2 separate regions of the Homo sapiens genome follow, and region 2 is linked to region 1. A link is a loop called in an ENCODE intact Hi-C map of the cell type or tissue named here. Cell type or tissue: PC-9. All regions are shown on one strand. Each heading gives the region's core, and the rest is flanking DNA. Links, peaks and the distances in the headings are about the cores only.

What was found. Peaks named below come from ENCODE experiments on the same cell type or tissue, not always from the same donor. Only the 100,000 strongest peaks of a DNase experiment are listed, where the experiment ranks them.
Region 2: a loop joins it to region 1, with 6 times the contacts of the local background. A loop is called at or near these places in 3 of 110 quality-filtered maps.

Annotation. Positions count from the first base shown.
Region 1 is chr3:48,148,543-48,153,907 of GRCh38, forward strand. No RefSeq gene overlaps it. Among named protein-coding and RNA genes, the nearest start is that of CDC25A, 37 kb to the right of the region's middle. In PC-9, for the core only: CTCF peaks have their summits at 3,153 (motif pointing left) and 3,282; a DNase peak (open chromatin) is centred at 3,139.
Region 2 is chr3:47,418,149-47,423,513 of GRCh38, forward strand. SCAP (SREBF chaperone) reads right to left here. Exons shown (of 23, transcript NM_012235.4): 10 at 4,294-4,388; 11 at 2,783-2,881; 12 at 2,406-2,624; 13 at 1,180-1,556; 14 at 507-695; 15 at 173-374; 16 at 1-101. Among named protein-coding and RNA genes, the nearest start is that of PTPN23-DT, 39 kb to the left of the region's middle. RefSeq lists an enhancer at 3,364-3,413. In PC-9, for the core only: CTCF peaks have their summits at 3,065 (motif pointing right), 3,269 and 4,392 (motif pointing right); a DNase peak (open chromatin) is centred at 3,063.

The DNA.
Region 1 (5,365 bases), core at 211-5,210:
AAGGTAAAACCCTGTCTCTACTAAAAATACAAAAATTAGCCGGGTTTGGTGGCACGTGCCTGTAATCCCAGCTACTTGGGAGGCTGAGGCAGGAGAATGGCTTGAACCCTGGAGGTGGAGGTTGTAGTGAGCCAAGACCGTGCCACTGCACTCCAGCCTGGGCAATAGAGTGAGACTCCGTCTCAGAAAAACAAAAACAAAAACAAAAATTGCCTTTCTCCTATTCTTTCTTTTCTTTCCTTCTGGGACTCAAATTTGATATAGTTAGATTTTCTCAGGATGTTCTGTCTCTTTCCACCTATTTCATGGTTTCCTAAGTGTCATAAGTATGTATCTCATTCCATTCCAAATAATCTTCTAACACCACATTTCTCCAGCATATTAGCTCTCTCTCCAGTTGGATTTAATAATTCTTTTTTTTTTTTTTTTTTTTTTTGAGATGGAGTTTCACTCCTGTTGCCCAGGCTGGAGTGCAGTGGTGTGATCTTGGCTCACCACAACCTCTGCCTCCCAGGTTCAAGCAATTCTCCTGCCTCAGCCTCCTGAGTAGCTGGGATTACAGGCACGTGCCACCAAACCCGGCTAATTTTTGTATTTTTAGTAGAGACAGGGATTCTCCATGTTGGTCAGGTTGGTCTCAAACTCCCGACCTCAGGTGATCCGCCCGTCTCGGCCTCCCAAAGTGCTAGGATTACAGGTGTGAGCCACCGTGCCTGGCCCAGTTGGATCTAATTCTAAACTGTAGTTTATCCCATCGAGTTTTACATTCCTTTTTTCCATACGGAATCTCACTCTGTCGCCCAAGCTGGAGTGCAGTGGCGCGATCTCAGCTCACTGCAACCTCTGCTTCCCAGGTTCAAGTGATTCTCCTGCCTCAGCCTTCCAAGTAGCTGGGATTACAGGCCCCTGCCACCACGCCTGGCTAGTTTTTGTATTTTTAGTAGAGAAAGGGTTTCGTTGTGTTGGCCAGGCTTTTTTTGTTTTGTTTTGTTTTTTGAGACAAAGTGTTGCTCTTGTCGCCCAGGCTGGAGTGCAATGGCGCAATCTCAGCTCACTGCAACCTGCCCCTCCCAGGTTCAAGCAATTCTCCTACCTCAGCCTCCCGAGTAGCTGGGATTACAGGCGCCTGCCATCACGCCTGGCTAAATTTTTGTATTTTTAGTGGAGACAGGGTTTTGCCATGTTGGCGAGGCTGGTCTCGAACTCCTGACCTCAGGCGATCCGCCCACCTCGGCCTCCTAAAGTGCTAGGATTACAGGCATGAGCCACCACGTCCGGTCTATTTTTATTTTTATTTTTGAGATGGAGTCTTGCTCTGTTGCCTAGGCTGGAGTGCCGTGGTGCGAACTCCGCTCACTGCAACCTCCGCCTCCTGGGTCAAGTGATTCTCCTTCTCAGCCTCCCAAGTAGCTGGGATTATAGGCACCTGCCAGCATGCCCTGCTAAATTTTTGTATTTTTAGTGGTGACAGGGTTTCGCTATGTTGGCCAGGCTGGTGTCGAACTCCTGACCTCAGGTCTCCCAAGTGCTGGGATTATAGGCATGAGCCACCGCACCCGGCCTATTTATTTATTTTTATTTTTATTTTTATTTTCGAGACTGGGTCTCACTCTGTCACCCAGGTTGTAGTACAGTGGCACAATCTCGGCTCTCTGCCACCTCCACCTCCCAGACTCAAGCAATCCTCTCACCTCAGCCTCTGGAGTAACTGGGACTACAGGCACACACCACCACACCTGGCTAATTTTTTGTATTTTTTTGTAGAGACAGGTTTTCGCCATGTTGCCTAGGCTGGTCTTGAACTCCTGAGCTCAAGCGATCCATTCACCTAGGCCTCCCAAAGTGCCGGGATTACAGGTGTGAGCCACTGCACCCAGCCGGACAATTATATTATTTATGTTTACAAGAATGAATCAGAGGGCAGATGCATTGGCTCATTCCTATAATCTCGGCACTTTGGGAGGCTGAGGTGGGAGGATCACTTGAGGCCAGGAGATTGAGACCTGTCTGGGCAACATAGGGAGATCTTTGTCTCTACAAAAAAAATTTTAAAAAAACATTAGCTGGGTGTGATGGTGTGCATCTATAGTCCCAGCTACTCAGAGCGAAACCCTATTCCCCATCCCCAACCCTCCTAAAAAGAATAAGTCTGTGGAAGGCTGGGAGCAGTGGCTCATGCCTGTAATCCCAGCACTTTGGGAGGCTGAGGCAGGCGGATCACCTGAGGTCAGGAGTTTGAGACCAGCCTGGACAACATGGTGAAACCCCTGTCTCTACGAAAAATACAAAAATTAGCCAGGAGTGGTGGCAGGTGCCTATAATCCCAGCTACTCAGGAGGCTGAGGCAGGAGCATCGCTTGAACCTGGGAGGCGGAGGTTGTGGTGAGCCGAGATCCTGCTACTGCACTCCAGCCTGGGCAACAAGAGTGAGACTCTGTCTCCAAAAAAGAAAAAAGAGTTCTGTGGAAAAAGAAAGGCATTCCCTGCAGGTGTCAGCAAAGGTAAGGAGGTCCCAAAGAACAGGAATAGTGAGGAGTCCTTGGGGGAGGATGGGGAGGTTGCCCAAGCTCATCCTTTATACTTGAGACCTCTGGTCCAGAGAAGTGAAGTGTTCTGCTCAGTGTCACACCACTGGTCAGGGGCAGACCGGAATCAGAAAGTAGGCCTTATTTCTTCATCAGAGTCTAGGAAGCCGCCAGGGGAAAGAGGCTGTGCTTTAGAAGGTTAAGGCCTATGATCCACCCTGCGTCACCCAAAGTAAACTAGGAAGGAAGTGTAAATAAACCCCACAAAGATCGGACATTTTTCCATGATGACCACATTGATGCATTTATTAAAAATACAAAATGCTAATAATCCAAACCAGCCCTCTTCCCTTTTTTCCCCTTTGGGAGCCCTTGCACTGTGGTGCATGAAACACATGCTTGAACTAGGCCATTGGGAACTGCGGCTTGGACAAGGAACAGCCACAGCTTTTCCTGTACTCAGAGCAGGCAAAGTGCCATTAAATGCAGCTGGAAGCCAGGGCAGGGGAAGGGGTGGGAAGCTCCTGGAGAGCCCCCAGCTCCTCCCAGTTACTGACTGGCTCTGGAGGAGAGGAGCTAGAAGGCCGAGATACCTGAGGAGACAAACCTGGGGCACCACTGCCACCTGATGTCTTCCTATGGCCATTGCAGTGGTCACAGCCCCAAGCCCCGTGGCAGCCTGGCAGCAGAGTGAAACAAGAGGGCAAAGAAAGCCTATCGGTGGAAGTTTTTATTTACCCTTGACGGTGGGTACTCCCAGACAGTGGGTATGTCTGAAATACTTCATATTGAAGAAAGACATCCATATTGAAAAACTAAACAGAAAACATAAATGGAAAATGAATCAACATATACAAAGTAGCCACAGTATGGAGGTGCGGATTTGACTTTGCCTGCGGAAGAGCTGTCCTGCTCTGGCCAGCACTGGAAGGGACTCTGCCTCCTCTGTTCTGGGAGCGTGCAAGCAGGAACTCTGGACTGGGCTTTGCACAACTTCCAGGAGTCATTGCTTAGAAATCAGAATGACCAAGATCTTAAGGTCTTAGAATCATCTAGGTAATCCACCCCCATCCCAGCTGCCAGGTCACAGTCACACAGAGGCTGAGCACGCCCAATGCCATGCCCAATGCCACCCAGTCTTCCCCTGCTGCTGTTTCTGCCTCGCCTCCCTGTCCTTCCCCTACCCTACCCTAGCGTGGGCAGGCTTTGTGTCCCAAGGTCACCAGTGACATATGTCCCACCACAGGCAGCCGAGCTTAACCCTATCACTGAGACCTCCTTGTGGCTGCTCCCTACCCCTCCCTGCCTGGCTTCCTGGCATCCTGCCTCTAACCTCTCTCTCTGCTTCCCTGTCTTCTACATTGGTAGAACTGCCACTTGGATACGTGTGACAACTTGCTGTCACCAGCCTGGATATTTCTCTGGAGCACTCCTCACATTCAACACTTGACCACTCAGGCATCGGGACAGTCACTGCCCAGATCCCCCCGTCCACATAGGAGCTCAGCATGACAGCCCCTCTTTTTTATTTAATTTACTTATTTCAATTTTTATTTTTATAGAGAAGACGTCTTTCTATGTTGCCCAGGCTGGTCTCAAACTCGTGGCCTCAAGTGATCCACCCACGCTGGCCTCCCAAAGTGCTGGGATTACAGGCATGAGCCACTGCACCCGGCCCAGCCCCCTTTTAAAATGTTTTCTTTTGAAATAATTTAAAGCTTACAGAAAAGTTGCAAGAATAGTACAAAGAATTCCCTTATGCCCTTTGCCAAGAGTCATACATTTTAACGTTTTCAAATTTTGCTGCATTTGCTTTCTTCCCTTTGACTCTGTCTACTTCTCTCTCTTACACACACACACACACACACACTTAACCTGTAATATTTCAGTGTATTATTTCCTTAGAACAAGGATGTTCTCATACATAACTGCAGTATAATTATCAAATTCAGGAAACTTAACACTGAGTTACTAATTTTACCTGGTGGGTCACAGTAGCTCATGCCTGTAATCCCAGCACTTTGGGAGGCCGAGGTGGGTGGATCACGAGGTCAGGAGTTCGAGACCAGCCTGACCAAGATGGTGAAACCCCCATCTCTACTAAAAATTTAAAAATTAGCTGGGTGTGGTGGCGGGTACCTGTAGTCCCAGCTACTCAGGGGGCTGAGGGAGGAGAATGGCTTGAGCACAGGAGGCGGAGGTTGCAGTGAGCCAAGATCGTGCCACTGCAGTCCAGCCTGGCCAACAGAGCGAGTCTGTGTCTCAAAATAATAATAATAATAATAATTTTACCTAATTAAAGTTCATATTTCAATGTAGTCAAATGTTCCAAAAATGTCCTTTATAGTACTCTTTTTCGGTTTGGTCCAGGATCCCATCCAAGATCACACATTTCATTTAGTTGTCATGTCTCTTGAGTCTCCTTTAATCTGGAACGGTTCCTGGGCCTCTCTTTGGTCATGTATGACACTGATATTTATAAAATATGCAGGCCAGTAATTTTATAAATTTCAACTTAGGCTTTTTCAATATTTCCTTTCCTTGTGTATTTCTTTTTTTTTGAGACAGAGTTTCACTCTTGTTGCCCAGGCTGGAGTGCAACGGCGCATTCTCAGTTCACTGCAACCTCCGCCTCCCAGGTTCAAGCAATTCTCCTGCCTCAGCCTCCCAAGTAGCTGGGATTACAGGTATGCACCACCACACCCAGCTAATTTTTTGTATTTAGTAGAGACGGGGTTTCACAATGTTGGTCAGGCTAGTCTTGAACTCCTGACCTCAGGTGATCCACTTGCCTCGGCCTCCCAAAGTGTTGGGATTACAGGCATGAGCCACCGTGCCTG
Region 2 (5,365 bases), core at 287-5,286, 730 kb before region 1:
CGCGTTAGGCAATCCCCGGTCTGCGCGTCCCACACGCAGACGTGGCCTGCCAGGCAGCAGCTCACCAGCAGCATGCCGTCGCTGGCCAGGCACTCGATGTCCTGCAGAAGCCCGGTGTTGGTATGGGCCAGGCTCCGGCCCTCCCCTACCCGGCCACTGTGCCCCTGCTCACCATGAGGTGGCCGCGCAGCACAAGCGGCACGATCTCCGTCTCGGGTGGCGCATAGCCGTAGTCGTCGCAGGGCAGCTCCCCGCGCCTCCGCCGCCCGGGCCCACCACCCAGCTGCCCGTAGTTGCGCGGGCATAGCACGCGGTAGAGGCAGAGCAGCAGCAGCACCAAGACGATGCCGGTGGCCAGGCCCAGCGCCGCCACCCTGCACGGGAGGGCGGACTGCTGTGAGACACACCTCACAGCCTGTCCCCTCCCCTCCTCCCTCTCCCCTACTCTTGCCTACCCGTCCCCCTCCCCGCACTCTTTCCCACCCCACCCCACCCAGCAGCCTTACTTGTACAGCGTGACGTCTCCATGGGCCTGCACCCCACCTGGGCCCTTGGGTCCTGCTTCCCAGTGCCCAGCAGGTATGGGCCCCGGTGGGGGCCAGGCACTGCGGCCGTCCTGAGGGTGCCGGCCCTCCAGAGCCTCCCTCGGGTTCAGGCGGAGCGTGACTGGGATGACGGGCAGCAGGCTGATGTACCTGGATTCGGACAGTGGGCAGCCTCAGCGGGGGGCCTCCCAGGGCTTCCTCCTGCTGTGCTCGCCAGCCAGTCCTCTCCCTCCTCCCCAGGCAGGCCTCAGCTCCACCGGCCAGACTCTCCCAGCATGGGGGGTTGGGGACAGAGGTAGGTCCCTCCCCAGCCCAGCTTAGCAGCCAACTTGCTGTCCCAGATACCAGCACCCAAACAGCCCTGGTGGCCGTGTGGGGTATCTCCCTCCCCACTCCTGGCACAGGTGGGTGGGTCTCATTCTGGTGAGGGCTGGCAGCCACCAGTGACTCCTCAGAGCAACCTGGGACTCCTCTCTTGGGTTATAGCTGCCTAAACCACCAGTTCCCACCTCACAACCTTATGAACTGTTTTAATTATTTGCATAATTCAAACCTGTGGGCCTCCTGCATTGGGGAAAGGGGATGGTGAGTTGACACCATCGAGTGAGGTGGCACCTGGCACGGCCCAGCTCACCTCTTGGCCAGTGTGATGTTGTAATAGCTGAAGAGCGTCGGCCAGTGGCGGAAGGACAATTTCCTCCAAAGTTCCTCATCCTCAGGCCCCCAGGTTACCTCTGGGACTGGGCTGTCATGGACAACCTCTGCTGGACCTCCACGCTCAGGTGACTCGCCTGGCGACGTCTGGTTCTCAGGTAGCTTAGGGGCATCAGGTGGGAAGATGGAGAAGGCAGGGTCCGGGTGGCTGGGGGGCAGCATGCCACTAGGCACGGGCATGGGAGCCAGGGCTCCCTCACCCAATGGGCTCTGTTCCGTCACCTGGGCAGCGAGGTAGTTGCGCAGCCCTGCTGGGTCTGTGTATACCAGGATGCCAATCCAGACAACGGTGCCAGCCTGCAGTGGGGCAGGGGGTACTCAGTGGGAGGAATGGGCCCCAACCCCCAGCAGCTTCAGCCCTCATGCTGAGAGGAAGCAGCACAGGGACCTCAGGCCTGGGGATGGAGAGAGGACACAGGCCCCACTGCGTCCTTTTCTCCTGCCTCTCCAAGTCCTCCTGCTAACACCTGCCAACACTTGCTGCTGGAGGGGCCTGCTTGCCTTTCCACAGTTAGGGGCTGAGTTTCTTGGCCTGGAAATACACTGAAGCACCCTGAGGTTTGACACAGAATGTCCCCACCCCTAAGCTCCACCTCAGCTGGAGCCAGAAAGCTGCTACCATTCCTACGGTCAGAGGGCCAGCAACCTGACCTGCTCCAGAGTCCCCCAGAGGTCCTAGTCCCAGGGGGCCTCAGCCTTCCTCCCATCTCAGTTCAGCTCCCTGGAAGAGGCACTGCTGCCCCAAGGCCAGCCCAGCCCGGCTGGTGAATGATTTTGCCCAGCACTTTCCAGTGTCTGCACACCATGCAGCGGCCGATGAACCCGACCCAGGGCAATGTGGTGGCCACAAGTGGGTCCATCCCAGAGCACTCAACTAACAGGCTCCTGTCCTGGGCCACTCTGGGGAGAGGATGGCTCCTGTACCTGAGAACCCTGGAGCTGCTTCTCCCACAGGCTTATCTCCTCAGAAGCCACTAGGGTCTGGGCAGGGAGGACACAACGGGCAACTCCCCAGAGCCAGGCTTCCAGGGGCCACCAGGGCCTGAGGAATACCCTTTGCCACTCTAAGGCCAAGTGCAGCACCACAAGGGGCCTGGAGCACCGGCCCTCCAGAAGAGGGCAGGGCAGGGCAGGGGTGGCAGGTACCATGATGAGGCGCTGTGCCAGGCGGGTGCGGGCCAGGAAGTAGACAACACGCAGCCTCTTGGGGAGCCGCAGGTTTCGGAAGGAAGACGGCTGCAACGTGATGGTGTGGGGTGTGGACGGCCTCACAGCCAGCTGCCGCTCGTAGCGCGTTGGCTGTCCCACTGGCTTGGCTGAGGGCAGGCAGGCCTCAGGGGGCAGTCGCTTGTTCAGGTCTGCTAGCTGTTGGGGGCACAGTGGTCAGGGCCTGAGTCCACCATCCAGAGGCTGCTCGCACAGGACCGCTGTCCTGCCCGAGGTCTACACCCTTCTCACCCAGGACTCCCTCAGTACAGCCAGGGCTGAGGAGGCGGGCAGGGCAGGGCTCAGCCCACTCCTACCTCCATCCGGCGAATGTCAATGGACAGGACAGTGGTGAAAAACAGCATCTGAAGGAAGAAGTCAGACACCAGCCCCACGACAGCAAAGAGACAGAACTCCTGGAATCAGAGCACATGGGGATGGGGGGGTGCCGTGACCTCACTGTCCCAGCCCAAGAGGAGCAGTACCCGGACTGCAGCCACCTCATAACCGGCAGGGCAGCAGCAGGCAGGGCACAGCAGAGATGAGAGATGCTGGTTGGTCCTCAGCTCACATACCAGCAGCAGCTCACCCCGTCTCCACCAGGGGGCAGAAGAAACCCTCACACTTTCTTCAGAAAGGGCTGAAAGGGAAGGGGAAGTACCTTCCCTGAATCTTCCGGTCCCTCTAGAGGGGACTGAAGGCCTGATCCAACCCGGAAACCTCTAAGCCCCACCAGCCTGCTCCCCAAAAAGTCCTTCCCCACTGAGCCCCCGCCCTGCTCATGCATCACCAACCCAGCTAGAGCCCAGGCCTGATTCAGGGGCTCTCAGAAAGGTTCCCAGCCAGCAACTGCCCCGGAACAATGAAGAGAGAGAGAGAGGGATTAATTCTCTAAAACTGAAAAAGGGTGAGCTCTCTGCTCCCCAAGCTCTGTCAGCAGACAAAATTTTCTGAGATGTCGGTGTTGAGACCTCTAGCACATCACCACAGTGCTACTCCGATCTGGGGTAAGACCATGGAGTGCAGATAGTGGCACAGTGGTTGTCTCAGCTCTAACGTCCCAAGACTGTACCCTATCCTGCAGATACTACTGTTTTTCCAGGAGAAGCAGCCCACAGCCCATCTGTTCTCTGCTCACCCCCATCCCTCAGCTGGCCTGCCAGCCCTGGGGGAAAGACGGGCGAGAAAAGATGGCATCCTCCCCTTCCTGCAACTCCTTCTGGAATGGCTGGCATCAGTCTGGGGTTCCAGCTCAGTGCAGGGCCACCTCCACCTCTGCTCACAGCCCACAGCTGAGTGAGGGCACTTTGCCAAGAGCAGGGTCACTCTGGGCAATGGGTGGTGGCCCTCCCACTGGTCAGGCCAGGCAAGGCCATGCGTCTGGCGACTGCGGCACAGGCCAGGGCCAAGGGAGGAGACCGGAGGAAGGGTCTAGGAACCCCACGGTGCTTCTCCCTCAAAAATGGGAAACAGGTGTGACAAACTGCACAGCCAGTCCCCAGCTCCTGCCATGCCCTTGCAGCCTCCTCCTGCCACTTGGCTGAAAGGGAAGCAGGCAGGGAGGGGTAGGAAGACAGGGTCAAGGGCAGAGTCTGCCTGGCTAGGTGCTCAATCTGGGAACCCAGCCAGGGTTTGCTGAGCACTTCTGAGCCAGGCATGCCAGGGGCCATCTGGGTGCTGTAGTGATCTGCTTGCCAGGCAAAGAGGTCCCACCTCAGAAGCAAGGATGCCTGTGCTGAAGAGGGGAGCACCCTGCCCATGGCTGCACAGCTGGGGAGCACAGCAGTTGCTTCCATGCTCATCCAGGTGGCAGGCCTTGGGGCCTTACCTGGATGGCGGGCACTAGGGTGAAGTAGCCGATGAGGATGATGCCCAGCTCCGTGGCCATGTTCTTCATGATGGACCAGCTCTCGCTGCTTAGGCCTGCAGAGGGCAGCAACAGGGCACAGGGCAACACATGGCCACTCTGCGACATGACTCACACAACCTCATGGGCCTCGGAGTGGCAGAGGCATGGCAAGGCCCCCCAGCCCTTTGAAGGAGCCATTCCACCAAAGCACCCCAACCCTCAGGGTCCTGCTAATGCCCAGACTTTAAGGGGCCATCACCACCACACAGCTGCTACGGGGAACGGGTGTTCACAGCCTGGAGGGTGCAGAGGAGAGCTATAATCATCAAAAGAGGGAAGAAGCAGAGTGTGGAGATGAGAAAATCCACAAGGAAAGCCAAGTGCCACCCACAACAACCACATCCAACCTCCGCATGTGGTTCTTGTCTGGTCTGCACGGGCCAGCATGACAGTGTGCCCATCAACCACATGGCAGAAGCACTCGGCGGGTAGAGGACCTGGCTGCGTTCTTCCTCAAGCCCCTTCCTGTAGTGAGCCCTGATCCCACGCTATCACACTGTCGCATGTCTAAGGCTCTGTGCTCTTACTGGGTAAGGACAATTTCGCCCCATCTCTTCCTAACTCCATATCCAGCACAGGGCCTGGCTTATCACAGAGGCTCACAGAGGTCTGGATGAATGGACGGCTGCCTACAGCCCCATTCCTCACAGACATGGGGTGACGAGGAAGAAGAGGCTCAAGTGACCAGGCCTCCAAGGCCAGGCTCTCCCTTTTCTCATTTTCCCTAGAACCCCAGATCCCCAGTTTCTACCAGCAGGGCCAGAGGGAGCTTTTCTGGCAGCCGTGAAGGCAGCGTCTCTGAAATGGCCAGCCCCCGGGGCTTGGGCCTAGTGTGCTGGAGTGAGGCAGTAAGAGAAAATACTAGGCGCTAAACTCCCCAGACAGAAAGCCACCACCAAACACAAGCCCCACCCACACTGAAGTGCAGTGGTGTGATCACGGCTCACTGCAGCTTTGACCTCCCAGGCTCAAGCAATCCTCCCACCTCAGC